5 separate regions of the Mus musculus genome follow, and regions 1, 2, 4 and 5 are each linked to region 3. A link is a loop called in an ENCODE intact Hi-C map of the cell type or tissue named here. Cell type or tissue: gastrocnemius. All regions are shown on one strand. Links, peaks and the distances in the headings refer to the core of each region. The heading gives the core; the rest is flanking DNA.

Region 1 (6,018 bases), core at 615-4,614, 210 kb after region 3:
GAAGAAAGCTCATAAGAATACATGCATGCATATATATATCAAGTAAAAGAATGGGAATTTTTTTTCAAGTGCTGGCCTGACAGGTGTAAACCACCATTCCCTGACAGTTAAGCTTTTGACTGTCCTAAATACTTGTGCCTAACATAAGCATTAACTTCCTAATTTTTGTAAGAATGAGAAATCTTAAACCTTAGTATTCTTAGGAAAACAAAAAATGAGACAACCCTAATCGATAGGTGGGAAGAAAAAAAGTAAGAATCAAGTAAGAAATGAATGAACTTGAGATGGAAAGAACGATGTCATAACTGAAACAGCTCATTCTTGAAAATAAAATGAAGAGGATTCAGAAACCATTAGTGTAACCAACCGAAAGAGAGAAAGACACAAATTTGAAATGAAAACCAAACAAACAAGAAAGATTTACAACAAATACCACTGCTATCCAGAGCATCACTGAAGAGTTGAGGAGATCTGGAGAATCCAGACATGGATATATCATAGACACACAGGACCTGCTAATGTTAACTACGCAGAAACAACCCTCAGGGCTGTACAGTGAGCAAGAAGATGTAAAGTCTCCCAGCTAGAAATTCCAAACCTACATGGTTCTGAGCTCCACCAGCCCATTTCTCAAACTACTCCATAAAACAGGAAAGGGGGGGATGGGTACTAACCCCAGTTTATGAATCCAGTATTACACGGATATCAAAAGTGGAGATGTCCACAACAGAGGAGAAAATGGCCGGCCAATCCCTGATGAACATGGTCTAAGAATTCTTACAAAACAGTTGCCAGTTGAATTTAGCAACACATGGAAAATACTGTTCATAATTACAGGATCTGATCTCAATAGATATAGAAAAGAACTTTGATAAAAACCTTCAAGAAAGTCAGAAGAGGAGGAACATACCTCAATGTATTGAGTTCAACATTATATTAACTGGGGGAAACTCAAGTATATCCACTAAAACCAGGAAGAAAATAAGGGTTTCCACTCAACTTCTAATTCAGTACTTCTCACTGAAGTCTTAGCTGAGCAATGAAACAAGAGAAGGAAGAAACGGTCTACAACCGGAAGAGAGTAAGCCCATCCCTTCTACTGTGGACAACACTGTCCTCTCTATAAAAGACCTCACAGCCTTCGCAGAAAGCCCTTAGACCTCACAAACACTTTCAGAAAAAATAGTTGAATATAAAAATCAACAAAAAAAGTTCAGTAGATTTCCATATGCACCAATAATAATCCTGTTAGGAAAGAAATCAGGAAAAGAGCCCCAATTATAACAGTTTAAAAATGCCCAGCATGCCGGGCGTGGTGGTGCACGCCTTTAATCCCAGCACTCGGGAGGCAGAGGCAGGCGGATTTCTGAGTTCGAGGCCAGCCTGGTCTACAAAGTGAGTTCCAGGACAGCCAGGACTATACAGAGAAACCCTGTCTTGAAAAACCAATAAATAAATAAATAAATAAATAAATAAATAAAATAAAATAAAAATGCCCAGCAATGCACATAAGCAAGTAAATGATCTTATAAATGCATATTTAAAAATTTATATTTCAGTTTCGGTCCATGTATGAGTGGGTGCCCATGGGGCACCCATGCAGTGGAAGCAGAGAACTGACTCTCACAAGTTGCCCTCTGACATGCATACACATCCTGTGGTATATGTGCTCACACACATACACAAAACACTCACAATATAAAACTGAAAGAATAAAACAAACAAGGATATCCATCTTACTAGCATGCAGATTTGCTTTCATCTTTAGTAAATGGAAAAATTATGTATATATCAATTGTTTGTTTAAAAATAAAGTTATGATTTATTAGTAATAAATGCTGGATTTATATACCAATTTTATAGTACATGGATCCAGGCCCATGTAAAATTTCCTTACGTGTAAATGGGTCATGAGTGGAAAAACTTAAGAAGTCTTGGCAATGAGAACCCAGAATTAACCCAACATGGCTTCTGACCTGCTTTTGGCAAAGATAGCCAAATATCCACTACAGAAAAGATAGTAGCCTCTTCAACAAATTGTAACAAGAGAATTAGGTCTCCTGATGCAGAAGTTATAACTAAAGTTCTATTTTTCACTCTGCACAAAAACAAATTAAAAAGGATCAAAGTCCTTACTATATGAGTCGATACTCTGAAATGGATATAACAGTATGGAGAGATGGTATCAGCAGACAGGCACTCCAGATAAAGACCTCCCATAGCTGAGGAATTCATCTCCAGATGTGACAAATGGGATTCAATGACATTTGAAAAGGTGATCAGCAAAGGAAGCAACTGAGTAAAAGACAAAATCTTTGCTAACTGTACAATTTACAGAGGATTAAAGTCTAGAATAAAGAATTGGACAAAATCCTAAATACCCAAACATGAAACAATCACATCAGTACATGGGCTGATGAAGTAAGTATGCAATACTGGAGCGATTAGTACACATAGCCAGTAAACATGAGAGATGCTCAGCATCCTAGCCATTGGGAGAGGCACATAGAAACTATGATGCTCTATCTTACCCCAGTGCAACGCTTTCCATACAGAAAATAGACAAGGGATGTTGGTGGGAAGCTGGGGCAGCTGTATTTAGGTAGCGTGGTATAAATTCAGCTGTGGAGCTACTCTGGAACCCCATAGGAAGAGCCCTCAAAATGCTAGCAACAGAATGCCCATGGGACCCAGCCTCTGAGTATGTATATGTCAGAGAAAGCCTGAAGACAACATCACAGACATATTTGCACATCTGCATTTACTGCAGGCTGCTCACAATGAGCCAAATTACAAGTCAGTCTGTGCATTCGCCAACAGAGGGCGCCACGGGGAGAGCTATGAACAGGAATGATACTATGTCATCACAACGGAAGGCCTCATGTTAAGTGAAATAAATCAGGCTCACAAAGACAAATGTTTTTTCTCATTTGTGGTTTCTACATTTCTATACACACCTAAAATTATTATACATGTAATATATGTACATACACGCATGGCTTGAAAGTAGAAGTAAGAATGGAGAAAGGAGTAGTGTGGAGTGTAGTGTGAGGAGAAAAGAGTAGGGCGGCTCCTGGTCTGTTAAAGCTGTTGTCAGTGAGTAGGCACATGTGGGGACCAGCGAGCATTTCAGCTACCTCCCACAATAACTTACATCTTTTAAGTTAATATTATCAAGGTCACAGTTGCTATGTACTGTTTCAACCAGCCATCCTTCTGGGGTGATCATGTTGAGAGTCAGAAGGTGGGACTCTGGGATGTCCAGGAACTTTGCCACTGGCCCATGAGAAGGACGATTGTTAGGCCCTGATGTCAGCTCTGGCTCCAGAACAAAACGGTAAAAGCTGTTAAAAAAGCACAAAGAAATATTGTAACTAAAATTAAAATGATTATTTATTCCTCAAATATTTTAAAACTGCCAATGGCTTAACATACATAACTATAAAAACTTAAATTAAAAGTTACATATATACTATATGCTACAAGAGCTAAGAGATTATTTTATATGAATATATATATTGTATTATATATTTTATCCTTTAAAATTGAGCTGAGTTAGAGTATCTGTGCTAATTTCTGCAGCCCTCCACATTTGTTCTCAGTCCACATTTTGGCTTTTTTATGAGCTCCTACCACTACAAAGAGGAACAATGAGAGCCAGAAAATGAGTAAAATTCAAATGGAAATTTGATACTAACTTTAAAAATTCAACTAAAATCAAACAAATGGGGTGGAGTAAAATGCACCTGCTCAGATCATTAGACATAACTGTACATTTATTGTATGTTATAGCCTCAGTCTTCAAATACTCACGAATAGTATGAGCCAATATCAGAACATAAAAATGATTGTTTCAATTCTCTTATATTTACAATCGTGTTAAGCTCAAACTCATAGTGTGAAGTCTATATTTTCACTATTCAGCTGCTATTTTGACTTTTCTTAAAATGTACTTTTAACTAAGAGTAAAAATTGTGTGAGCCTTGCTGCAGCTCTCAAGAGAGAGGCTCTGTAGCTCACGCTGTTGTGATGCTGTGGGAATAAGGACTGCAGTGCCCTCTAGTGGTAGGCTGAAAAATACCCCAGTTGCCTGCCACTAAGGGCATCTCTAGTGTACTTCATCTGAGGCCCTGACCTGAGCCAGAGAGAGAAAGATAACAAGGGATAAACGAGCCTGCTTAACTTAAATTGCAGACATTATTCAGTTAATTTGGCCACATTTGGCTGGCCCAACCGTTACTCCAGGAGAATTTATACAGTATGGTGATGAGACTCAGTGGAGAAGACACAGATGAACCTATATTCAAAGCAAAGCAAAGAAGGTACAAAGAGACATATGAGAGAGAACGCTCAGAGGGAAATGCACAAAACAAACACTCAGCACGCCAACACAGTATAAACACTAAAGAAGAGTTTTTTTTCTAGAAATGTTGGAAATAGAACATTCTTTAGGATTTAGTAAAAATAATTTCAGTGACAAAGAAAATGAAAGGCATTGCAGGCAAATGCAGTGACCCTGCAGTGAAGGAGAGCTACTGCAGACCAGTGCTGTAGGAATCTGAGCCCGTTTCTAGCTGTGGTGTGACTCATCCTTAATAGTCATCTGTAATCCCAAACATTAAAGTTAGTTTGTAGAAGGAAGCACCCATGTTTGAAAGTGATGGCTAATTGGATGGCAGTCAAAGTGATGAATCACAGGAAGATTTGACAGAATAGGATCTGTCCAATATTCCCAATAAAAGAGAGAAAAGGGAAGCTACTTAAGGGAGAGACCAACAGCACAGGAGGAAGGGAGTACAGTCCAGGATGCAGTAGAGTGGGAGGGAGAGCAGAGCAGCACAGGGGGAGGGGGAGGAGGAGGAGGAGGAGGAGGAGGAGGGGGAGGAGGAGGAGGAGGAGAAGGAGGAGGAGGAGGGGGAGGAAGAAGAACAGGAGGAGGAGGAGGAGGAGGAGGAGGAGGAGGGGGAGGGGGGGAGGAGGAGGCGGCGGCAGTGGCAGTGTCACTGGGAGAATTTTACAGAGACAGGTTGAAGAGAGAACAAGCAAGAGAATGAGGAGTCAGAAGATTAGAAAAGATTGCTAGAGTCAGTTTGAGGCTAAGAAGAGCAATTCAGAGGCTGAAAAAAGCCAGATTGAATAAGTCAGCTGGGAGAGGAGTTTGAACAGCTGAACTGCACCAGCCAACCAGAGATCAGAAAGACCTAGGAAGGGCACACTGTTTTTCTGCCCCAAGGTACAAGAGGATATCGAACATTCTATTAAGAGAAGTGATGACAATGACAGCAATTCTGAACCACGAAGCAGAAAGAGTGTTCTGTTTAGTGTGTCATTCAAAGTCACAGCCTTCACGCATGTCACTGACAGAGACTCTAAACTGCTTTCCCAAATAATGACTGTGGTGACGTGCAAGAGGACCTGCTGAAGTGCGGGTCTGGGAAAGTTGTAGACAATACAGTTACCCCAGAAACCTTTGACCTCACTGTGTCCCCTGGAAACACCTCTCAATAAATACGCCCGTATCACACTTCCAAAAATGCCTGCAAACAAGATTTCATGTGACTTCTGCAATAGCTAAGGTGTATTCACTGAGTTGGGTGATTCTAGTTTTGCAGCAATTAAGTGAAGTGACAAAGAGAGCTAGTCCACAGCCGATTCTTTCTCCTCCATGCATGTGTAAGTGTCTCAGCCCACTCACCTGTCTAACGGGGCTTCTGAGAGTTTGCCCCTGCAGTTCATGAACAGCTTTATCCTCGCGTTTACAATCTTCCCAAGCACCTGTTGAAAACACTCATGTTGATTTTTAGATGACACACAGCTAACAGCTACGGAGCATATATAACAGCATGCATTGCATCAGCCAGGTACATTTACTGTCATATTTAACCCTCAAACGCCCTCCCTGCCCAAAGCCAAAGGAAGTTACAGAAGAGATCGACATTCAAGCAACATCCAAGGTTGCTAGAACCTTGGTTTGCAAACATAAAGTGGTGGCCTCACAACACTGCCTAGCACACTCTG
Region 2 (6,018 bases), core at 744-4,743, 120 kb before region 3:
CCACGGATCTGCACATTCTGTTAACCATGCGCTCTGACCGTTCCTCTCGGGGCTTCACCACCTCACTCGGCAGCATCTCCATCCTGCCCTCGGAGACACCCTGGAACCTCTTCCTGTTGGGTCCTGAAATAAATCTGGCAGCAGACCTCCCGGCTCAATGATCAAAAATAAGAGGATGACACGTACAAATAAGACGAGTCCTTCGCTGCAAGAGAGACCGCACGCAGCAGAGCCTGAAGGACGCACCGTGTACCCTCTGCAGAAAGTGACTGGCAGAGCCTGCTCTAAGCCACAGCTGAACTGTGGGTCACAGCCCCATCTGGAGTCACAGAACTGAATGTGAATTATGGTTTGTTCTTGAGAGCAACGGGAGGAGGCCGGGGAGGTTTTTGAGCAGGATGACCCCAGTTTGTTCTACAGTGATTTTCCTTCCATCTAATTTTTAAAAAGAAAAAACTAAAGCCACAGCCAGGCTTGAGGAGTGTCTCTGAGGATCCTCAACAACATTTGGTGAGCGTGTGAATGAATCGGTGGATGAAACGGCTCCACAGGCATGCCTAAAGTCCAACCGTAGAATCTGATGCCAGGGGTAATGGTTTAAACAAGGATGACCGGAGAGTTTATGCCTTAATAACTAGACAGACGATGGTGCTAACAACCAAATAGCAATTCAACCTTACAGATGGACGGGAGGTGTCCTAGTCAGGGTTTCTACTGCTGTGATGAAACATGAAACCAAAAGCAATTTGGAGAGGAAGGGGTGTGTTTAGTTTATGCTTCCACATCACTGTTCGGCACTGAAGAAGTCAGGACAGGAACTCACACAGGGCAGGAACCTGGAGGCAGAAGCTGATGCAGAGGCCATGGGGGGAAATGCTGCTTACTGGCTTGCTCAGTCTGCTTTCCTATAGAACCCAGGACCATCAGCCTAGGGATAGCAGCACCCACAATGGGCTGGGCTCTCCCCTGCCCATCACTAATGAAGAAAATGCCCTATAGCCTAGCCCACAGCCTGACCTTAATGGAGGCGTTTTCTCTACTGGGACTCCCTCGTCTCTGATGACTACAACATGTGTCAGTCAGGTTGACATAAAACAAGCCAGCACAGGAGAAAACATGCTGAAGACGAACACACATGTGAAAAACAAACTCATTCACTAACAACCAAGAGGCCTGCTTGATCAAGTCAGCAGACACACACACACACACACACACACACACACACACACACACACACACACACACACACACACACATTCATCCAGCCAGCCAACGTTTCTACCAGCCCAGCAGAGCCCAGCAGGTAGACAGATACTGAGCGAGTGCCTCTGTTTTCGATGGGGCACACCTATGACATGTTTTGATGATCCAGATAGCGTCTCAGCTGTGACACACCCACCTCCAAGCTACGAGGTTACTGAGGCATTTCCCAACCCCCTCCGGACCGGACCTCAATCTGCCTCCCCTAAAGAAGGGTGATAATGTCTGCCTGAGAGACTGAGGGTTAAACTTCTGGAAGATAACAAGCTGAATGGAACAAAATGTATATGTGCTAGTGATCACCATTGTTAAAGCTCAAGGTCCCAACACGGCCTCTCAAGGTGTCCTCCGAGGATATTAGAAGCAGTAGCCAGCAAAAGAGATCCCCAGGACCCACCCAGACTCACTAGGGCCAGAGTTCCTGAGGACTCACAGCGGGGACGCTACAAGAGACCCATGGCCTACACTTTCAAAACCATGTCCAAGGACTATTACTGAGGCAGGTAAATATGACATTTACTATCCAGGCATGAAACTCCCACTCTGATGACTTCTGCATCCAGTGGTCTTCTTGTGTTACGCAATATGAAGATGTCTTTAAAAGGCTAATCTTTAAGTGAGTCTAAAACTTTCCTTTCTACTCTGGCGGGCAGGAGGGTTTTTTTGTTTGTTTGTTTGTTTGTTTGTTCATTCCAGAAACCTGGCACTCTGCCTAATACCAGCAAGGCCATGAGATGGCTCAGCAGATAAAGGTGCTTGCCACCAAGTCTGATGACTTCCTTGAGGTTCAACCCCAGACTCACTAAGCAGACAGAGAGATTTCCTCTGACTTCCACACAGGTGCCATAGTAGGAGTGTGTGCATGTGTGTGTGTGTGTGTGTGTGTGTGTGTGTGTGTGTTATAGGTTGTGGGTTGAGTTATGCATGTGTATAGTATGTGTCCATGTATATGTGTACCTGTGTTGTATGTAAAAGGGAATGTTGTCTGTGCATGGGGGCGCGGCGGGGGGGGGGCAAATATATGTGTGTGCATGTGCATATGTGTGGTATTGTGAGTGTATGCTCATGGGTGTATGAGTGTTTTTATACTCATGTGTGTATGTTTGTGTGCTCATGTGTATGTGTATTTCTGCATGTGTGTGTTTATACATATGTGTGTAATGTATGAGTGTGGTGGGGGAGTGTGCAAGTGTGATAATAAAAATACTCAAAATATGGTACCAAAATGCCTCTGGTTAAAATTAAACACTACCAAGCAAGATATGGCTCACACCTATAATCCTAGCACTCAAGACAGTGAGCTGGGAGAGTTCTCTACCCAAAGCTTGGGCTAAAAAATGATCCTGTCTCACAGAATAAAATGAATAAATAAATACGTGGCACTTCTGTGCCGTGATGGAGTGCCCCTCAGCCAACCTTCCTAAGCCATCTGCATTTCATCTGCAAGTCACAAGCTTGTTCTCAGCCCAGTCCCCAGAGAGTCTGTCCTGTCACATGGCTTTGCAGCACGACATCTCTGAGCAGAGACACAGTCAGCTATAGGAGAACAAGGGCTTAACTACTCTCTGGGGCCAGATGCATCAGTCCCCTGGAGTCCCTTGACACTGGCACCCTGGGAAAGCGCCTCTCTGGTTACCTTCCATCTGCTGCTGCAATCCCAAGACCTCCTGGGTAGGAGGAGGCCTGGCCTAGGAATACAGAGGACACCCACAGGTCTTCCTGGACGTTGGTGAAAACACCAGGGGGCAGCAGGGAGAAGGACACCCTTGGGAGAGACTGGGGCTTGGACATTCTCATAGCCGGCTAGACACAGTATTCCATTCATTCATTCGTTTGTTTTTTTTCCAGACAGGTTTTCTCTGTGTAATAGCCCTGGCTGTCCTGGAGCTCTCTCTGTAGACCAGGCTGGCCTCAAACTCACAGAGATCCACCTGCCTCTAACTCCAGGGTTACTAGAACTAAAGAGGAGCAGTCAGCCACGACCTGGCTGGACACAGTATTTCACAAGTTATACCATTTGTTTCTAATGACGGGTATGACAAACTGCTCAATAAACAGTGGTAGGAAAATGTGCTGTGTTGAAAAAGAAAACAAGGGCTGGTGAGATGGTTCAGTGGGTAAGAGCACCCGACTGCTCTTCCGAAGGTCTGGAGTTCAAATCCCAGCAACCACATGGTGGCTCACAACCATCTGTAACAAGATCTGACTCCCTCTTCTGAAGTGTCTGAAGACAGCTACAGTGTACTTACATATAATAAATAAATAAATCTAAAAAAGAAAAAGAAAAAGAAAACAAAAAAACAAAACAAAACTGGTGCCTATTTTACAGCAGCTGCAAAAAAGAAACCCTAGCATCCTTTGTCATTAACACAATAGCTAAAAAAAATATGCACAGGGAATCTAGATGATCCTGGGAGGTAGAGAGAAAGAGAGCTCTGGATGAGGCTGGAGGTATAGGCAGTGGTAGCGTGCATGTTTAATCTATACAGTGCCTTATTCCAATCCCCAACACCAACAGCCTGAGAAAGGGAAGAGAGGACACCAAAAGATACGGCCATGGACACATACTATGTAACTGTTGAATGCACTGTGTTCAGCAACAGCAAAAGGCCTGGAAAATTACACTCAGAAAAATATCATGTCTTAAAGGCAACAGTGTAAAGTCCACCATATCAGCTAAAGGATCCATGACAGGTTACAGTTTTACTTAATGTCCGTGTGCTCCTGCCAACGTGTGCACTGAAAGAACACATGCGTGCAAGAGACAGCCACAATACCAGCCGGTGTCCTAGGCTGATTGACAGCCCACGTCCAAACTGTATTACAATTTCACCTAAATCCTAGGAAGGCTTATTGCATGGGCTGTCATCATCTGGCTGGGCAGCTACCAACTCAAGAGTCTAGAAAACAGACACAGAGTGGGCGGAAAAACAAACGCCCCACAAAGAAGGTAAAAAAAATCCGGGCTTGCAGGAGGGTTTCCCATCTGCAGCAAGGCAGCTGCAAGAGAGAAAGAGAAATGACACACTGGTTAAGCAGGCCACGGGTGACTTCACCAAGTCACAGCCCTCCTGCAAAGTGTAACACTGGAAAGCCAAGGCTAACAGGAGGTGCGCCATAGTCCAGTGGGCCAGCCTCAGCCTTCGTCAGCATCACTCGGGCCCCTGTGAAAAGCATGGACCCCCATGCTTCTGGCTGTGCTGGGTCAGTCTGCAGGGACACTGGAGATCCTGCATCTTCCCATAAGCTCCCAGGTGATGCTGATGCTGCCCTTCTGACTATCCTGCTGTGAGAGCTGATACCATAGTGACCAAAGATGCTTCACACGCATCTTCAACGACAGGAATTGTAATAGCATCCTTGAGAAACTGCTGTAAGAACGGGAGCAATCCTTCTTCATGCATGGGAGGACCAACTGCAAAGTACAGTGGTTCCTGAGAGCCAGGTTTGGATCCTGCTGGACGCCAGTAGCTTTGCCATCCTAGACGGGTTAGTCAAAGTACCTCAGCTTGAGCCCCCTCACAAGGGATAAACTAGAGGCAATAGCTAATTTCTCACCAACTGGGAAGTAGAAATGGGACTCACCCCAGACAGCAATGTAAAATAATTACCCTTTTTTATTTTAAAGTCTATCTATAAGCCTGACTGTAACACAATATAGACCAGGTTGGCCTCGAACTCAGGGGTCCACCTGCCTCTGCCTACTCAGTGCTGGTATTGACAGCTTAAAGGCTGTGATACCACACTCAGCTATTCCGTACATAGTTTAAGACCGTGTATTGACAGATGTGGTGGCTCATACCTATAATCCCAGCACTGTGGAAACCGAGGCTGTAAGGAAGATTGCTGTGCATTCGAGGACTTCCAGACCAGCCTGTGCTACAGGGTGAGGCTGTCTCAAGCAAACAAACAACAGCCGATTGTGCCTTGCTACCTTATCCTAGCTGGTCTCAGCTCCATAGCTGCTCAAGTCATCCTCCCACCTTAGCCTTCCAAGAGACAGGGACTGGAGGTATGTGCCACCCACACCCAGCTCTCGCTTCACCTCCATTCTGAAAGTCCGCTCACAGGAAAATCATCAGGAGGTCTGTGTATTGCCAAAAGCTCGGGAGACCAAGACAGCCCACCCGCTCTGAGTTATGTATTTTTTTTTTAAATTCATTTCACCACATTCCTTCTTCCCGCAAGCTCCTCTTGACCGAGTGTCCAAAATCGGATCCTGCACACACTGCATCAGCAGTTAAAAACAGTAGTAAATGACTCTGAAGCTCCCTAGGTTTTCACATTTTAAAAAGGTAACATTAGAACGTGAGGAAGATGAAATGGCGGAGGTCAAGGAATAAAAACTATTCTTGTTAGCCAAGCGTGTACTAGCCAGCCCAGGCTACTAGGCGGAAAACTACTTAGGAATGTCATCTATCTAAACCTCTTCACCTGTTTCCTACAAAAAGAGGGGTGGGGCGGAGACCAGATCAGGGAACCCATCAGTGGTTTTAGGCATGGAAACCTTGACTCCTGTCTCTGAACACATCTTGGTAAGACCCCCAACAGGCTTCCGAAACTCATTCCCAAGAGGGATATGGCCATCAAAGGCAGAAATGAAAAGTCCATCTAACAGGGGAAAATGTACTCCACTATGGCTGCGTTTCTGTCAAGAGGAAAACATCATGTTGATCTTGCTCAAGAGTAGTGTCCCCATTCGTAACTAAATAAAACATCGTAATAAAGTGACCTTTTAACTCACAGCCATACTTAGGT
Region 3 (6,018 bases), core at 1,343-5,342:
AGAGAGAGAGAGAGAGAGAGAGAGCGCTCCACACTCAACCTTTTCTGCGGTTTCACAAGGATACTTGTATTCTACTGCCCCCTACTGGTGGTTTTCAGTATGGCATGACTGTCCCAGGAGGTTTCTGTTTTTCAAGTTTAACTTTATGGAGATCCTCCAGTGGGGGACATCCTTAGAAATATGCCGGGCACAGTAGGGCCCTGTGACTTCTGGAGCTGTACCTCTGCAGATGCTTCAGGGGGGCTTAAAACTCACCAGCTGAGCGTGACTCTGACAGCGAGCCACAGTCACAGCTGCAGCCTAAGTGGTTTCTCGCGCTGAGGGTTGAGGATATCCATTTTGTCTCGCTTCTTATGAGATGAAGCGACGATAAATAGCGGCAAGGCTGCCTATCGCTTGCCCCTCCTGCTTTATTCTAACGGAAGCCTAGACGGTGCTAGAAAGCCCGTCTTACTGGTTTGATAACCACCCTTGAGGTCTGAACTCGAGATTCACAAGCTGGCTACCAATACAAGTTTTAAACTCAGAGCTATGAGGCGGCACAGTTTATGCTCACCTATAGAGCTTCTGTGGTCCCTCCAGCTCCCCGTTGTTAATTGTGCTCTCTGTTTCACAGTGGCTCAGACACACTCATCCGCAGGGCAGCCCACAAAAGCCACACTTGGTGGAAGGGTACCTTGGTCCAGTTGCCTTATTTTTGTTCAGGCAAAAAGTTTCTAAGCAGTCAGTTCCCAGGCTAGGCTGAGCCCAGATAGCTGCATTTGTAGCCAGTTCCCAGCCTCCGCCCCTGGCCTAGCAGGCTCCCTGACCTCTTCCCCGGGCCTCCCTGGCCACTGTGGAAAGCTTACCTCTGATTGCTCTACCTCAGAGTTTTAGTTACTTTTCTATTGCTGTGATAAGACAAGGAGACAGAGAACACTGGAAGGTTTAATTTGGGCTTATGGTTTCATAGGGTTAGTTAGAGTCCATGATGGTAAAGCAAAGACATAGAAGCAGTAACAGCTCCGTGTGTATCCACAAACAGGAAGACGCAGAGAACACACCGTGGAGTCTTTCGAAGTCTTGAAGCCTGTCCCCAGTGACACACCTCCTCCCACAAAGCCACACCTCTTAATCCTTCCCAAACAGCTACCAATGACACACCTCCTTCAACCAAGCCACGCCTCCTAACCCTCCCCAAACAGCTACCAATGACACACCTCCTCTAACCAAGCCACACCTCTTAACCCTTCCCAAACAGCTACCAATGACACACCTCCTCCAACCAAGCCACGCCTCCTAATCCTTCCCAAACAGCTACCAATGACACACCTCCTTCAACCAAGCCACGCCTCCTAACCCTCCCCAAACAGCTACCAATGACACACCTCCTCTAACCAAGCCACACCTCCTAATCCTTCCCAAACAGCTACCAATGACACACCTCCTTCAACCAAGCCACACCTCCTAACCCTTCCCAAACAGCTACCAATGACACACCTCCTCTAACCAAGCCACACCTCCTAACCCTTCCCAAACAGCTACCAATGACACACCTCCTTCAACCAAGCCACGCCTCCTAACCCTCCCCAAACAGCTACCAATGACACACCTCCTCCCACAAAGCCACACCTCCTAACCCTTCCCGAACAGTTCCACCAACTCAGAACCAAATATTCAAACATATGAGCCTGGGGGTCGGGGGTGGGCACTTTCATTCAAACCACCACAACCAGTTACCCGTGTTCCTGAAGTTTCTAAAGTGGCTCAAGACTGCCAGGAAAGATGCAAATTCTGATTCCAAGAGATAGCACGCAGGATCGGTGAGTTTGTGCTTCAGGTGGTCTTCATCATCCAGGAGATGCTACTAGCGTTCTTGAATCTGGACCAGGAATATGAATGAAGGCTCTAGCCTATGTTTAAACATTCCAAAGCTATGAAGCAGGCCATAAAAGAAGGGTCACACGTACTACAGGGCTCACTGTGAGGTGAGGATCCTTGAACTCCGGTGGTACTCCAACCAGGAGGTATAAGACAGAGTGAGCTGACATCCTGCCTTGCTCCCTTCTCTTCCCTTCCCACTTGTGCTAAGCCAAGGTATGAGTCTCCCTGCCTTCCTAGATTCTCAGCCAATACAGTCCACAAGGGCAGCGAGTGGGAGCAGAGATGTTGAACAGGGGGTTCCAAAGCCCTGTGAGTACATGTGGTGAGTAACCACACCAGGACCGCTTGCTGATAGGCGGCTCAACTTTACTTAGGGTGACTGAAGGCTTATAAAGTTTGGGGGGACTGAGGGCAGGGCATCCGGGATGAGCAAAGATCATTTGCTGGGGGATTAGGGTACCTGGCATACCTCATTAGCATGGGGAAGCATTTCAGGAATCTCAGGTGCTAGCTGAACAGGTTTTGTCAGGAGAAACGAAATTGATCCTATGAACTAATGGAGGCTATGTGACATTCCTCAGGTAGAGGTGAATGTGGGGGCTTGGAATTCTCCAGACAAGGTCAGAGAAGGAGAAAGTCTGTTAACAAAGGGAGTCCTTCATTACCAGACTAGCACCAGAAGGCTATTTAGTCAACGGTGGACTTCTAATTAGCAGAGTTTTCCCACAGCAGGGGATCAACTCCAAGGTGAAGAGCTGTGGTTTCAGCAGCCTAGCCCCTCGGCCTTGGTCTGTAAAAATGTACTATGAGTGCAGTAACAAAACACAGAGGAGTTGTCTCGGCTGTTGTTCCTGTCCCTTTTAGACAATGTGCAACATCTTAGCCCAGCTATCCTTTGTGGCTCCTCTGATGGAGAGGTCACAGCAGAGTAAATTTCCACGTACAGACAGGATTCTGCCTCCCCCGAGCTTCTCTCCCGAGCCCAAAGACAGCTTGTGAGAGTCAGTTCTACCTCTCCACCCGAGGATCCTGGGGCTTGAACACGGGGTCTTCCCTATTGGCAGCAAATGCACCTTGTCCCAGCGAACCACCCCTCGGGCCTCGGAATTTTAAAGATAGAAATACGATGATGAATATAAGCTTTTGTGTGTTTGTGACCAGTCTTGTGCTATCTGTACTCCAAGCTGCTGTGACGGTGATCTTTCTTTGCCATAGCATATGCAAAACACTTTCCATTTTAAACTGGCCGAGCAGTGGTGGCGCACACCTTTAATCCCAGCACTTGGGAGGCAGAGGCAGGCGGATTTCTGAGTTCGAGGCCAGCCTGGACTACAGAGTTCCAGGACAGCCAGGGCTACACAGAGAAACTCTGTCTCGAAAAACAAACAATCAAGCAAACAAACAAATAAATAAAAGGATTGAACACTCACTGTTTATAAACACCATCATATATCCCCAGGACTCTTTTCCTCTTGAAAAAACGGAAACTTTGTAGCTAGTAACCAGCGCAGCTCCTACTCCTAGTTCCTAGCCTCCATTAACCCAGTTCTTTACCTTCCTTGCCATAAAGCCGGATGGCCAGATTCCCAGGACCCACGTTGTGGAAGGGAACCACTGACTCCCACAATTTGTCCCCTCACCTTCACACGAGAACCATGCATGGCACAAGGACATAAACAAATACACAAAAACTTAAAAAATTACCCTGGTAATTTCCTCCAGCGCAGCAGCTGTATCTTGCCCACAATCGATGCCGAGGTGTCATGCTACATGTTACCTATAGATGGCAGTAGTGATCAACTGCTAAATCGGCTTGGCACTAAGACAACACCATTTGTTTTGTATGCTGTTGGCGACTACTGGTGGGTGAGATGTGCTGTCTGAGCTGGGTGACACGCACAAAGCCTGGGTGCGTTTCAATTTGAATGGATAGTTATTGGTATCAAGCAAGCTTGAGATTTGTATTAAATAGAAAGGCATCAGAAGTTTTTTCTCCTATGGAGGTTTTTCTGGAAAGATCCACACTATCAGCGTGGTTGAGACTTAATGCTTGTGTGTTCTTTGCCTGAGCATGGATAACTGTGCATGGATTTATAGGCTAAATGCCCACGGCAAATGTATTGTTTAAATAACACAAAAATTCCCCCAAACTTCCTCTAGCACAAACAAAGAATCTTAGGGCAGCAGATGTGGTTGGGATTTCTTTTAAAGATTTATTTTTATTATTTTGAATTCTGTGAGTATTGTGTGTGTGTGACAGGAGTGTGTGTGTGTGTGTGTGTGTGTGCACGTGTGCATGCCCACGTGCAAGGGTGTGTGGGCACTGGTGACAGCAGAGCCCAGCAAAAGGTATTGGATCCTGTTTATAGTTTGCTTTCTACTGCTGTAATAAACACAACCAGAAGCAATTTGGACTGGAAAGGGTTTACTTCATCTTGCAACTTACAGCCAGTCAGGGCAGGAGCTGCAGACAGTCCGTCAGGGCAGGAGCTGCAGACAGAGCTGCAGACAGTCCGTCAGGGCAGGAGCTGCAGACAGCTTACTGGCTTGCTCGTGGGTTCACCTTCAGCTGCCTTTCTTACACCGATCAGCAACATGTGCCCAGAGATAGGACCACCCACAGTGAGTGCCCAACCTCCACCCCATGGGCAATCATTAATCAAGAAAATGCCCCTTCAGGCTTGCCCACAGACCAGTCTTATGGAGAGAATGTCTCAATTGAGGTTTCCTCTTCAAATGACCCCCAACTTGGGTCAAGTTGACAAAAATAAACAAACCGGTACAGGTCCCCAAGTGTCCTCGGGTGTTTGTGAACTGGGAACCAAACTCAGGTTTTTGATAAGAGCAATATGGGCTCTTAGACCTGGAGCCATCTCTCCAGCCCCCTTTCTGCTCTTAGAATGAGGTCCTCCAGCCATCTAGAGAGAGCCCTAAACTCTGTTCCTTAAGTATATCTCTCGGCAGTCTCAGTCCAAACACAGCTTCCTGATAGCTTTCAGTTTACCCGTCCACCTCCTCAGCCATCACACATCCTTGACTCTTCCCTTTGATGGTGTTTGTCTAGCCTATTGACACAGACTATGTCTGTCTTTCTTGGGAACTGTAGACATTTCTCTCTCCTCTTGGTCTCAGCTACCAAACCTTTATATCTTCAACTAACTCTGCTGGACACTTCCATCCCACGAGAAAGCAAGAGCTCAGTCACATGATTCAGGCTGGCTGCTGGTGAGGCGCCTACATTTATAGATGCTAACTGAATTCAGGTGAAGAATTAAAACCAAAAAACCAAACAAACCAAAAAAACAGAATACCAAACTCCATCTCCCTGCTGCCCCTCTTCAGGCTTCTGTTTCTGCATGCCTGGCTCTCCCCCTCAGCAGGAAAACAGCATAACATCAGCTCCCACCTTACAGAGTAGCATGCAGATATTGCATGCATGGGAACAGAGTAATACAATGTAAGGCAGGGCTAGCTCTGAGCAGTGAGCTGTAATTGTGAACTGTTGTTATTTAGTAACTGTTTAGTTAAACAACCCACTGTATCAATTGTTGGTGAATATCAGAAAATGGTAGCATTGATCATGAGTGACAGTAACCCGCAAGGTTTACTTTCGGTGAGTGGCATAGTGGATGCTACATTCATGCCACCGTGGAGCCTGATTTTAAGTCAGAGGCTTCTAGAGGGTAGTCCGACAGGGTGGGCAAAATTGACAGGTGTAGCAAATGTGTACCAGAGATTGGAAGCAGTGTGGATGGGCTGAAGAAGCAAGGGGCCACTTCTCTCAGGACCAAACAAACCACTGTGCCAGCCCCACAGGCCTGCAGAGAGAAGAGCTCTCATTGTGGAAGGGACAATCGCCGGCTGCACAGGAGACTAGCCGACTGGCCCACCTTCCCTGTTCTGTTTGCACATTGAGACTCCTGAAAGAGCCTCTTTGAGTGACCGTGGAGAGGACCCACCTGTGTCTGCCTCTCCAACTAATCCCAGGGCAGTGAACACTCAATGCAATGTCCCCTGCACGCTTAAGGGTTGGAAGGGTCCCTTTGTTTAGGCAGCAAGGGACCAGGGCCAGTCAGGAAATCCAAGGGCTTAAAATCTGTCCAGTACTTTCACAACCAAAGAACAAGTTGCCAAATGGTTTTCTCTCAAAAGAAG
Region 4 (6,018 bases), core at 1,316-5,315, 90 kb after region 3:
TCCACACTGGAGCCTGCTCTTTACCGGGTGCCTATGAAGCCCGACAAGCTAGTAAAATCCCTGCTGGCATTTTTAGAGTGTATGTGGCCGTAATGCTCACACCCATGTCTCTGGCTGTACTGTGGGGCTGGGATTTGTAGATGTTTGTACGACACAGATAGTATTTTAGGTTACAAAGTGGGGGCGGGGGAGTCTGTCACACTCTGGGTATGGAGGTGTCCTAATTCAGGCTACAATTGCTGGGCTCAAACACCATGACCAAGGCAAGCTGGGGTGGGAAGGGACACAGGTACAGGAAGTCAGGACAGGAACTCAAGCAGGGGAGGACGCAGAGGCCATGGAGGGCACTGCTTACTGCCTTGCTCCACACGGTCTGCTCAGCCACCGGCCCAGGGATGGCCGCACTCACATGGCTTAAGCCCTTCCGTATCAATCACTGGTTCAGAAATCGGTCTATAGGGTTTGTCAGCCTCTGGACCTTGTTTTCTCAAGTGAGGCTCCCTCCTCTCCAGCGTCACCCTTGTGTCAAGTTGACTGGAAACTAGCCAGCACAGGGGAGAAGAGCCACGGGCAGGATTTCAGGGAGTGAGTATGGCTGTGTGCCAGTAAGACATTATTTGAAAACAGCAGATGCTAGTGTGAGACGCTAAGGGGTCAAAGAACTAGGGTTGCTGGGTGCCTGGGTTCAAAACAGGCAACTCGGTGCACGGGAGACACTGTGGTCTGTGGAAGGTAAATGTCAGCTTCTAATCTCCTACTCACGGCAGTCACGTGGCTGAGCAACCACTGGCAGCTTGGAAGAGGATTAAAAAGACACCCTGCACTGTAGAGGCCAGGGGTGCACATGACCACGGGAGAATTCCTACTGAAGGTGTGTAAGTTCTCTGCTCAGGTGACCCAACCACACGGTCTAGTCGAGAGGAGATTTGGGGGGGGACCTTGTGGAAGTTTGCTCTAGTACTACCAGGGAATGAGTAAGAGAAGGATTCTGAGAACAGAGAGGTTGCTGCCGGCAAAGAAAGCCGCGGGAACAAGGAGCTGTGTTCTAAAAAGAGGACGCTAGGCTGAAGGGACACCATCACTGTGCAGGACAGTCGGGTGGGAAACGGGGCCTTGCTACTCGTGAAGAAGTCTGAAAAGTGTGTGAGTGGAGGGGGGCTGTGTCACTGAAAGACTAGACAGGACAACCACACATGCAGGCGAGCGGTGCATTGGAGGGAGGCAGGCAAGATGTGGCATTAAAACAAGAAACAGCAATCCTATTTCAAAAGGCTCTTACTGCTTAAAAACTTCACAGGTTTACTCTTATTAAAACTTGTGCTATGCTTGCTTTCCAGGTATGTGCACGTAGGCATCCATGCCTCTGCACCACACGAGGAGGGCAGAAGATAACCTGTGCGAGTTGGTTCATTCCGCCCACCAGTTGGGTCCCAGGGGTTGAACCTAGGTCATCACGCTTGGTAGCAAAACCTTTTACCCCGTGAGCCATCTCACTGACTCAAAGGCTTTTCCAACATGGTTGAATTTGTAGGTTATAATACCCACAGTTACAATCCCCACCTCCTACCAACATAGAGGGATGACTGGATTCCAGGCCTCACAAGGCTATACCACCAACCTATATATTGGCCTTTTTTGATTTTTAATTTCTTTTCCTTTACCATTGAGATAAAATAACTTTTATAGAGTGATTATGGAGTATGACTTCCAAATGAAAACAAAATATATCAGAGATACCAGTTTGTCAGCGCAGTGCTATATGCAAACCAAATGGAAGCTTAATGCTTCAATACACATTTTTTTTTCCGAGACAGGGTTTCTCTATATAGCCCTGGCTGTCCTGGAACTCACTTTGTAGACCAGGCTAGCCTCAAACTCAGAAATTCGCCTGCTTCTGCCTCCCCAGTGCTGGGATTAAAGGCGTGTGCCACCACGCCCGGCTCAATGCACATTTTTTTTTAAGTGAGAGCTATAACTGCAGCCAGGAAAACATTGAATAATAATATGAACTGACTAATTCAGAGTGACATTTTTGTGGGCAGAAACTGAAACAGTGTGAACTACTATCCCATACTCACACCTGTGAGTCAACACCTACTATAAATTAGGCATCTGTTGTGAGACAGGAAAAAAAAAAAAGAAACAGAACAAAAACGTTTGCTGGGAACGAACTCATTAAGAGAAAAACCAAGGCGATGTAGACCTGGCTCCATGGTTAAGAGTTCTTACTGGTCTTGTAGAGGACTTGGGTTCAAACATCCACACCATGGCTCAAAACCACTTGTAATTCTAGTTCCAAGGGATCCAGTGCCCTCCTCCTGGCCTGTATGGGCACTGCATATATGCCGTGCACATAAGCTCATGGAGGCACACACACGTAATTAGATACATGTTACATGTTGTGGCCGCGGTCACCACGCGTGCTGTACCTGGCTGTCAAGCAGCTGTAGCATGTTCTGGAAGTCCTGGGGACACGGAAGATGGTCTTCTCTCAGCTCAGTAACGTCTCTTAAGGTGCCTATGTTGGACTTGATCTGGATGTTAGACTTCTGTATTTCTAACAACTGCTATGGATGAAAAGAATCACCAAGAGAAACGTCAGACATTGACTTAACGGCAACAGCGAAGAAGCCAGAAGCACAAAGCCGCGTTCAGCCATCCCTCTCCCTCCGGACACCCCTTGCCTGTCTCCTCCGCTTTGCTCTTTTTCTACCAGTCTCTGATCTTTGATATCTCCACCAGAATGTGGAAAAAATGGGAAGGAGACTCATGTTTTTTTAAAATGGTTTGTTACTGGGAGCCAGGGTATGCCCATGTCCATGTCAGAGGACAACCGTAGTCCAGTCTCACTTTCTGCCTTTCTGCGCATTTCAGGGACTGAGAGCGGACTGAAGCCGGCTTGCACACAGCTGCTTTACTCGCTGGCCATCTCTCTGCCCCCTCACCCACTCCCCAAGCCAACCTCTGACCTCTGACGATGGGTCTTTAAATTCTTGACAGAAACATCTGTGAGAGGAACTGGGTATATCTCCTCTTTCTGTTTATTTTTTTTAAGGCAGATCTTGCTGCCTTGGCCCAACTGGACTTGAACTCTGGCTGACCCCGCCTCAGCCTCCCAGTGCTGGATTGCAGGGGTGTATCACCACGCCTGTGACACTTCTGAGAAGTTACGATATTGCAATAGAAGACGAACACTGCCCAGAGGCCATACCAGTAAATCCACCAGGGATATAAATGTTTTAATTTCCCTAAAGTTAATTATGGAAAAAAAAATCTCAGACAACAACAGGCGATAAAGTTAACATCACGGACATTATACCACTACTTCGTTGTCCGTTCACTGCAACCGCTGAAAGTGCAAAGAAACTTCTCCGTACAGAAGTTCCTTCCTACCAATACTACAGCTCCGGGTGGCAAGGCCAAAGTGAAAGCCTTAGACCACGGAGACCATGTGTGACCTTGGTACAATTCGACGAAGCGACACACTGTCTCCGAGATCCACTCCACAGAAACGCTGACTAATCACGTTACCCTGTCACTAGTCAGATGAACCCCAGCAACGGGACTTGCCATACAAACAACCCGCACTTCAGATCTTTAGCTTCCACAACAACAAGGCTGACAAACTATCCCCGGCCACAGAAAAGCCTAAGGAGTCGGAATGACCCACTGTAACATGGCGTCTTGGACGAGATCCTGAGCAGGAAAGGAAAATAAATAAAAGGATTCTGGTGTTGTGTTTAGTTTTGCTTCTGAAACTCGTCCGCCCCTAGAGGGAGCCCAAGGATCGACCTCATTTCCCTCCTTTTCTCCTCAGGAACTGGATCAGCACAGAGGATGTGGAGGTGTCTGTGGACCACAGCTGTTCCCACACGGCACAGGGCCCCCTTGCCGGTTCCTGCTTACTTTAGAGACCCGATCCTCCTCAAAGGTCAGGTGTGGACCGAGGAGAGGGCTAGCAAATACTCTTCCTCTTCTGCTGCCTTGGTGATCTGTATCAGCCTTTCCACCCACTACTTGGAACATTCTAGAATTCGTTCAAGGGTTTGTGGTTTAAGGCTATTTAAACCTAACCAGGTGAGGAAGTTTCCTCTTGGGTGGAACAGATACACCCACAGGGGTTCTGTTCTAGGGTCTGGGGACAGACCACCCACTCACAACAAAACAGTCTCGCTCACCTGCTCTACCTCCTCAGCGCCTCTTGCGACCTGGGATGCCCGGGGAGGAGGGGTGGTGTATACTTGGCATGTAAACGACCTGACCCCTGGCTATGATGCCATGCTAACACCCATCTTAAAGCAAGCGATCCTATGAAGACGTCTAGGTTGCATACTTACATATTCTAATGCTGAGTTCTTAGAAGTTAACTCTTTAAATTCCCTCATAAACATCCCCTTGACCTTCTCCATCTCCTCGAGTAACTTCTCCTTCTCCTCCTCTTTCCATCTGTCAAACAGCTTCAGAAAGTCTTCCTCTTTTGATTTCTGCATTTCATAGTCCTGAAATTATTTTAGCATTATGTCACTAGGGGCTCTGGATATAACACATGTGCAAATTTTTTAAACAAATCATAGCTTCACCCCAAATCTGTTAGTATTTCTTCTGTGAATTAGACCTGTAGTAACACTCTCCAAAGCCACTGGCCTATACACAGTGATTCTTCCCTACCAAAGCACAGATGGGGAGCAGGCAGATGGCTCAGTGGGTAAAGAACACACCCACGCCCACATACATGTGCTCAATAAATAAATGCAAGTAAACAGAAACAAACAAACCACATTTGGAGCCTGGCGCTCCGGCTTGGTGGTTAACAGTGCTTGCTGCAGAAGCGTGAGGATCTGAGGTCAAATCCCCAACACCAATGTATACACCCAGCATGGCCCCATACGAGCTTACAACCCTGTGCTGTGCGAGTCACAAACAGGAGCACTGCTGAGGCCTGAGGGCATTCAGCCTTAACCAGGTTCAGTGAGAGATATTGTCTCAAAGGAATAAGGACTCCAGCCCATACGAGTATGCATACATACATGCAACACATATCATGCTCAATACACACATATATCATACACAGACGATACACACACACTCTCTCTCATACACACATGCTGACACACACTGACACACACAATGACACAGACACGTTGACACACACTGACATAGACACACACTGACACACACTGACATAGACACACACTGACACAGACACATTGACACACACTGACACACACACACTGACATAGACACACACTGACACACACACTGACACAGACACATTGACACACACTGACACACACACACTGACACACACACACACACACACACACTGACACATACACACTGACACACACACACACACACCATGAAGCCAGCATGCCTCTTTCCCTGCATTAAAGTACTTGTCATTGCACCATCTCCAGGACAGAGCCCTGTGTCCCACCTTAGAGAAGCGAACTGCATGAGAGTGCTGTGCAGACTCCAGCTGAGACCTAGTGAGCTGCAGCTGTTCCTTCAACATGTCAATCTCCTTCTGGAGCCTGTCGGTCTGGGCCTTTGTATTATACTCTGTGCAAGAGAAGATCTAGTTAGAAAACGATTTCTTATGAATTCACCTGAACACTCACGGGGCACAGTTCTAAGGATAAGACAAAGGAAAATGCTCTCTCTCCCTTGGGACTGCCACGAGCCCAGTCCTGCTCTTTACTGTTTGTCTGGAGCCCTTTCTGTGACCAGACACTTCATTAGTTTCAGTGGCTTCTTTCCGCCACTCACTGTACTAAGGCTGATTATTCAACAGGGTCACCGTGAGATCTTTGTTCAGGGAGTGAGCCCGGTGGTTCTGACCCACGAGTGCTCAGGACTTTTTCAGAGATGTTCGTCTCACTCAAAGCAGAGAAGCAAGAGCTTCACCTACAAGTAGCACAGTACTGAAACTATACAGTCACCGTGGTTTGCACTCCCACCCAAGATCCCCGAAGTCCCCTATCAGCGATCACTGAGAGGGCTGGGGAATTCGAGACG
Region 5 (6,018 bases), core at 825-4,824, 100 kb before region 3:
AGCACAAAAGGCAAGGATGATGGTGAAGCAATTGGCAAGAGATCAATTGTGAAGAGATCAGCAAGACCGCAGGAGAGTTGAAAGACAGCCACATACAGTTCACAGCTTCTCTGACCTATGTCTCGGGATCCTCTACTAAATCAAGTAGACCCTTCAAATTGTCCAGGCCCACCCTCAGTGCTGAGGACTGAGCTAAGGCCTTTGTACTATAGTTGGCCTTCTTGTTTAGGAGACAGCAACGTCACTGTACGTCTAAGACTGCCCTAGAACTCCCAGCCTCAAGCTGATCTCATGCCCCAGTTTCCCAAACACCGGGACTACAGGCACAGCCCGCCATACCCAGCTTAGCACTCAGAGGCTTGGCTCTAGGTTTGCTTTCAAGTCCCCAAACAATAAAAATTAGAAAAATAGTCGTATGAGAATGCAAAACCACTGAGCCCACTCTGTTCCAGAATGCATGAAACTAAACAAGACCAAAACAAAATGTTCCAGAACTCTAACAGTAAATATTGTGAGATTATAGGTGATTAAAACTCAAAGCAAATATAGATCCTTCCAAGTTTTCTAAGTCAACCTTAAAATAAAGAAAGATTAAGTGTTTTTGTTTTTTAAGGAAGTAGTATAATTATTCCATACGACAGAGCGTGCGACAGGCTGAGAACATGGTGTAGCTGGAAGAGTTCTTGTGGGGCGGGAACGAAGCCCACACTTTATCCTCGGTACCCTATAACCCCAGCCTGGTGGAGCGTCCTGCAATCCCAGCACGCAGGAGGAGCAGAAGTTTAAGGTGATCCCCGGCTGTATAGAAAGTTCTAGGCTGTTCTGGGCTACGTGAGACACGGTCTCTAAAGCAAAGCAGAGGCCTTGTGAGTTTCAGAAGTTCTTCACAGCACAAAAGTCAACCATCGCCAAAGTCAGTTACCTCAGTTACAGCCACAACAGAAGTGAAGTACAGTAGGTTAAAAACTTAACTTTCCAAAGGAGCGCAGCACAGTCTAGGATCAGATTTCAAGCCAGGTGTTATGTCATGCACACTAAGGACTTGCTAGAACAATAGTTTTATTACCCTTATTCATTTGGTATGAGAGAGAGAGCATACGTGAGAGAGAGAGAACATACATGTATGTGTACATGTTCAGTGGTGCACATGGAGGTCAGAGGACAGCTGGCAGGACTCAGTTCTTCCCCAGGGTTCCAGCTCAGAGCTTCAGATTTGGAGTCATGTGTCTTTTATGAACCAGCCTGTTGACCTCAAAATAATTTTGTTTTCTTCCATAATATTTACTTTCCATTGAGAAGGAAGTGTACCTTTTCTTAGCCTGACAATAAATAGTGTTTGGAATCACATAAGTTTAGAACAAAGTGACATACACTCTCCATTGGGGGACACACAAACAAGATTTGGCCAAACTTCTTGCTCGCTCTGGCATCTTAGTCTTGCAGGAGTCCTCCCCATTTCCGCTCACATATATTAAGAGTCACCAGGCAAAAGTCAGGGATTACAGTCAATGAGTCAACAATTCTGCTGTACCTGATGTAATCTCATGCCACAAGGCTGGGCATGAACAAAGAGACCAAGAACAGGAGCCAAGGGCCTTGTCAGAGGAGGTTGGCACAGGGTCACCAGAGTCAAGTTGGTGGCATGGTTGGCAGGCAAGCTGTGTCCTGTAAACCCTAGAGTGTAGACATCGCCGCCAAAGCAGCAGAGAAGTCACCTTGTCCAGCACCCAGAGATGCCATTTCAAAAACAAAACAAGACAGTTCCTACCATAAAAAGTGCACTTTTGAAACGCATTTACGACAGACAGCTCAGCGGGTAAGGGGTAAAGAGCTTGCTGTGGTAACTTGAAAAGGAAGTAGACCTGGGGATAAGCATCTATCACCCCAGTGCTGAGTCCGCATGGGTGGAGATGAGATTTTTCCAGTTTGTACGCTTTATGTGAGAACAGCAATCCTTATTTTTCCACCCGTCGGCGGCATACGCTGAGTGAATGTTGGAAGCCTTTCTTCACTCCCGCTTACATATAAAATGTTAGCTATTCTTCAGGATGGACATCCCTCCCCTTGGTCTGCTGCCTTACACAACAAAGCTGATGAAAGGACATGTGTGCAGTGCGGTGCTTTGACTATGCTTGCCCAAGGGAGGAGTGGCACTGTTAGGAGGTGTGGCCGTGTTGGAGGAAGTGTATCACTGTGGGGCTGGGCAATGAGACCCTTGCCCTTCTAACCACATGGGAGCCAGTCTTCTCCTAGCAGCCTTCAGATGAAGATGTAGAACTCTCAGCTCCTCCTGCACCATGCCTGCCTGGATGCTGCCATGCTCCCACCTTGATGATAATGGACTGAAATTCTGAATCTGTAATCGAGCTCCGATTAAATGTTGTCCTTTACAACTGCCTGGGACTCCAGCTCCACGGGATCTGGAGCGATCGCTGCTTCCAGAGGACCCAGGTTCAATTCCCAGCTCCAGAGGCTGACCCTCTTCTGACCTCCACAGGCACCAGAAATGCTCACGATACGAAGACATACATGCAGGCAAAACACCCATGCATATGTATTATTTTTTTTAATTTTAAATAATCCTTACTAGTTCACAAAGATAAAATTGCTAAATACTGGGATAAAACTTGAGAGAATAGTAATCCTCACTCTATCATATACGCTTCATGTGGACCAAAAGTTGCACGAATTTCAAAGACATAAAGATAAGGCAGAGCAGGGACTATGGAAATGAAATGGTGTAAGGTGCCAGTGCAGGACATAGCTTAGTGGTGCCCAGGATACACGCGTCCCCAGACACCGTCCCAAGCATCCTCACTGCAGAAAATCAAGTTGACAATTCAGAGGAGAAATACAACGAGCTGTACTTAAAAAAAAATACTCAGGCACATAAAGAGCGATGAAACACAATATACTCCAATTTTAGACAACAATATAAGGAGCCTCATGGCAGAAATTCAAAGTAACAAAGAATGGATCTATTACTCCGTAAATGGTACTGAGACATCTTGTTAGTGATTTGGAAAAGATCACTGACATATTTGGAAAGAATATGCCAAATCCTACTTATACTAAAAATTGTGGGTCCGATATTTAAGTAGTTGTAAGTAAACCGCTGGCAGAATTATCTCCCATTTCACAGTCCAAAGGAAAACCACACTTGTCTTGTGCCACCAGAACTACTCTCTTGCTAGGACAGGGGAGTGGATCCTCCTTGCTCTACTGGAAGCAGGCAGGCGCAGCACCAGGGTCTCCTGAAGAAACGCCACGAACTGATAGGGGGCAGCTCTTCTCAGCCCTTCTGTCCAAGCCATTCCAGGCCAAGTGGACACCATCCTGTGTGAAAAGGAGATCAGATGCAACCATGTCCAATTATTAGATCATTCAGTATTTCTCTAACAGCTAGAATTACAGGTGATTTCTTCTTGCCGTTTTTTCTACGGTTTCTGAATTTCCTAGGGTGAGCACGCATAAATGTTTAAGTTAAGGTAAGTTTAGTAAGATGACACTGATGGTGGCCAGCAGCCCCGGCTGTCACACTGTCCTGGGAGCCCTGGGAAGTTCTTTTGGGAAAGTGTGTGTGCCTGCTCACCTATCCTCAGCGTAGGCTTCACTTTCATGTCCCACAAATGGCAGTGTCCTCACCTGACCCTTTGCTACTCAGCCATGGAGGAAAGGGGAGGCTGAGCGCCCGGCGGCCTGCTGCCCTGTGCACTCAGAGCCTTATCCTGCCTTTGAGCCTCCTAGGATATCAACAGGATGCGGCCTGGATATTTTCCTCCCCTGACTTCCTAAAACACAAAATGCAGTCTTTTGTCTAGGCAGCACATTTGATGGACCGTGGATAGGACCATTTTCAAACTCTCTCTCATTAGATGAAAATGTCCTGTAGACCAGTTAAAATTTAATCTGTGCAGTCTGGGCCCAGAGCCTGCCCAGGACCAGTTCGGCTTAACCTGGATTTGGTTCTGAAGAACCATTTTATGGTTAATAAATTCTTAGCACCATGTAGGCTGCCTTCTAGTCTGGTCTCGCCTTTGGTTAATAGGAGCTCTGGTTCTTTTTAGTTAGCACAGTACTTTACCAACTTTCGAGATCTAGCTGCTGCCCCACTCTGTCTTCACATGTTTTACCTGAGACTAGAGGTTTATAAAGGAATGATGGCACACATGTGTCTTGTGGTACTGGAAGCTGGGACATCTAAGACCAAGGGGCCACGTCCAGTGTGTGCCTTCTCACTGATAGGGACTCTGCAGAGCCCTGAGGTTACACAAGGCATGGAAGGGTAAAGGGGCTCACCGCCAGCTTCTTCAGAGTGCATCCAACCCTCTCTTAACGTCATTCTTCCATAACTAATTAATCCACTGATCCACGTACGGATCAATCCATTCACGAGTGAAGAGTCTTCCCTGACCCGTTCACCCCTAAAGATCTCTAAGTACCATTAATCACGGCCTTGGGGAATTAAGTTTCAACTAGAAAATTCTGGGATAAACAATCAAAGACATAGCCTGCCCTGTCAGGGCCATAAAATAAATCTCACAGGTTTTCTAATGAACTAAGCCGACGCTCTGAGAGCCAGCCCGTGTGACGGGAAGTGGCAGCACCTTACTGTTTTAGAATGGCATTTAGCTCTCACCAGGGCTTTGTCCGTGTAAGGTCTGGGCAGTATCAGCTACTTATTTTGTAGGGCTCAATGAAAAACGAAAAGCTGGGGCTCACTGTTTAAAATTTATGAAGACTTCTCAGGTGATGGCAGCCGCTCATTAAGCAAGTCTCAAGGCCGCTCTAACCATGGGGTCCCAGGCTGCACTGGTCACACGTGGGCAAGGCTGTCAAGATGGTGTCTGTGAGTAAATTATACCATATGTCAAAATGCATTCACAGACTGCACAACTATAGTTCTTATGAGAATCGTCTTGGGGGAAAACTTTGCCTTTAAGCTTAGGTGGCTACGTGCAGCTTACTCACTTTTGCCAGAGGCTCTGAGAGGGCTATAAATAGTGAGCTGTGTGTGTTTGGGAATTCTTGGACAGTGAGAAAAAGTCAGGCCTTTCAAGTCACCTTCAGAGACCACAAGCTTTATGAGGACAAAACTCTGCCATGAATGAAGTTGTCATCAGCTATTCTGTTAAGCGGCTGTGATACCTGGTTGTGACTTTCGTTTGATATTTTGAAACTGTTTTTTTTTTTTATCCAAGTATTTTTATAGGCATTTGAAGCATTCATGGGGCCCATACACTATGATGAGGGCACTTATTGGGGGAAAGTGAAGCTTCAAGCCCTGTCTCCCACTCTGACACGCCCTCTCCCAAGAGAAGATGATGTTACTCACCTGTCACACAAGAAAAGGGTCATGGACAAAACACATCTGCCACCAAGCTTTGTTCCTCTGTTCAGTAAAGAGAGAATGTAGGGTCTTGCTTCTTTCTTTCTCTCTCTCTCTCTCTCTTTCTTTCTTTCTTTCTTTCTTTCTTTCTTTCTTTCTTTCTTTCTTTCTTTCCTTCCTTCCTTCTTCTTCTTCTTCTTCTTCTTCTTCTTCTTCTTCTTCTTCTTCTTCTTCTTCTTCTTCTTCTTCTTCTTCTCCTTCTCCTTCTCCTTCTCCTTCTCCTTCTCATTTTCTCCTTCTCCTTCTTCTTCTTCTCCTTGTCCTTCTCCTCCTCCTCCTATTCCCCCTCCCCTCCTCTTCCTCCCCTCTCCTCTTCCTCCCCTCTCCTCTTCCTCCTCCTTCTCTTTCTCCTTTGCCTACTCTTCCTCCTCCTACTCCTCTTCCTTCTCCTTCTTCTTCTCCTTGTCCTTCTCCTCCTCCTCCTATTCCCCCTCCCCTCCTCTTCCTCCCCTCTCCTCTTCCTCCCCTCTCCTCTTCCTCCTCCTTCTCTTTCTCCTTTGCCTACTCTTCCTCCTCCTACTCCTCTTCCTTCTCCTTCTTCTTCTCCTTCTCCTTCTTCTCCTTCTCCTCCTCCTCCTCCTCCTCCTTCTTCTTCTTCTTCTTCTTTCTTTCTCTCTCTCTCTCTCTCT

What was found. A loop is a pair of places that touch in the nucleus more often than their neighbours do. Peaks named below come from ENCODE experiments on the same cell type or tissue, not always from the same donor. Only the 100,000 strongest peaks of a DNase experiment are listed, where the experiment ranks them.
Region 1: it touches region 3 in a loop (5-fold over the local background); 15 of 42 quality-filtered maps call a loop at or near these places.
Region 2: a loop joins it to region 3, with 2.6 times the contacts of the local background. A loop is called at or near these places in 6 of 42 quality-filtered maps.
Region 4: it touches region 3 in a loop (2.2-fold over the local background); 21 of 42 quality-filtered maps call a loop at or near these places.
Region 5: it touches region 3 in a loop (2.2-fold over the local background); 6 of 42 quality-filtered maps call a loop at or near these places.

What each region holds. Positions count from the first base shown.
Region 1 is chr14:119,023,268-119,029,285 of GRCm38, forward strand. It overlaps Uggt2 (UDP-glucose glycoprotein glucosyltransferase 2), which reads right to left. Exons shown (of 39, transcript NM_001081252.2): 26 at 5,696-5,775; 27 at 3,155-3,344. Among named protein-coding and RNA genes, the nearest start is that of Gm16835, 73 kb to the right of the region's middle. In gastrocnemius, for the core only: a CTCF peak has its summit at 2,814 (motif pointing right); DNase peaks (open chromatin) are centred at 2,808 and 4,071.
Region 2 is chr14:118,699,411-118,705,428 of GRCm38, forward strand. All of the region lies in intron 1 of Abcc4 (ATP-binding cassette, sub-family C (CFTR/MRP), member 4), which reads right to left. Among named protein-coding and RNA genes, the nearest start is that of Abcc4, 3.8 kb to the right of the region's middle. In gastrocnemius, for the core only: a CTCF peak has its summit at 3,003 (motif pointing right); a DNase peak (open chromatin) is centred at 2,913; H3K4me3 peaks cover 242 bases.
Region 3 is chr14:118,816,633-118,822,650 of GRCm38, forward strand. It overlaps Gm32382 (a long non-coding RNA gene), which reads right to left and starts at 3,613. Exons shown (of 3, transcript XR_383773.4): 1 at 3,568-3,613; 2 at 1,720-1,861. It also overlaps a transcript of Cldn10 not described here. In gastrocnemius, for the core only: a CTCF peak has its summit at 3,643 (motif pointing right); a DNase peak (open chromatin) is centred at 3,654.
Region 4 is chr14:118,907,005-118,913,022 of GRCm38, forward strand. It overlaps Dzip1 (DAZ interacting protein 1), which reads right to left. Exons shown (of 22, transcript NM_025943.3): 6 at 5,438-5,562; 7 at 4,338-4,499; 8 at 2,430-2,567. Among named protein-coding and RNA genes, the nearest start is that of Dzip1, 15 kb to the right of the region's middle. In gastrocnemius, for the core only: a CTCF peak has its summit at 3,778 (motif pointing right); a DNase peak (open chromatin) is centred at 3,799; H3K4me3 peaks cover 606 bases; H3K27ac peaks cover 1,003 bases.
Region 5 is chr14:118,714,979-118,720,996 of GRCm38, forward strand. Gm27198 (predicted gene 27198) reads right to left here. Exons shown (of 6, transcript NR_166836.1): 5 at 4,723-4,847; 6 at 2,550-3,336. Among named protein-coding and RNA genes, the nearest start is that of Abcc4, 12 kb to the left of the region's middle. In gastrocnemius, for the core only: no CTCF peak of the experiment used is centred there; no DNase peak of the experiment used is centred there; H3K27ac peaks cover 2,135 bases.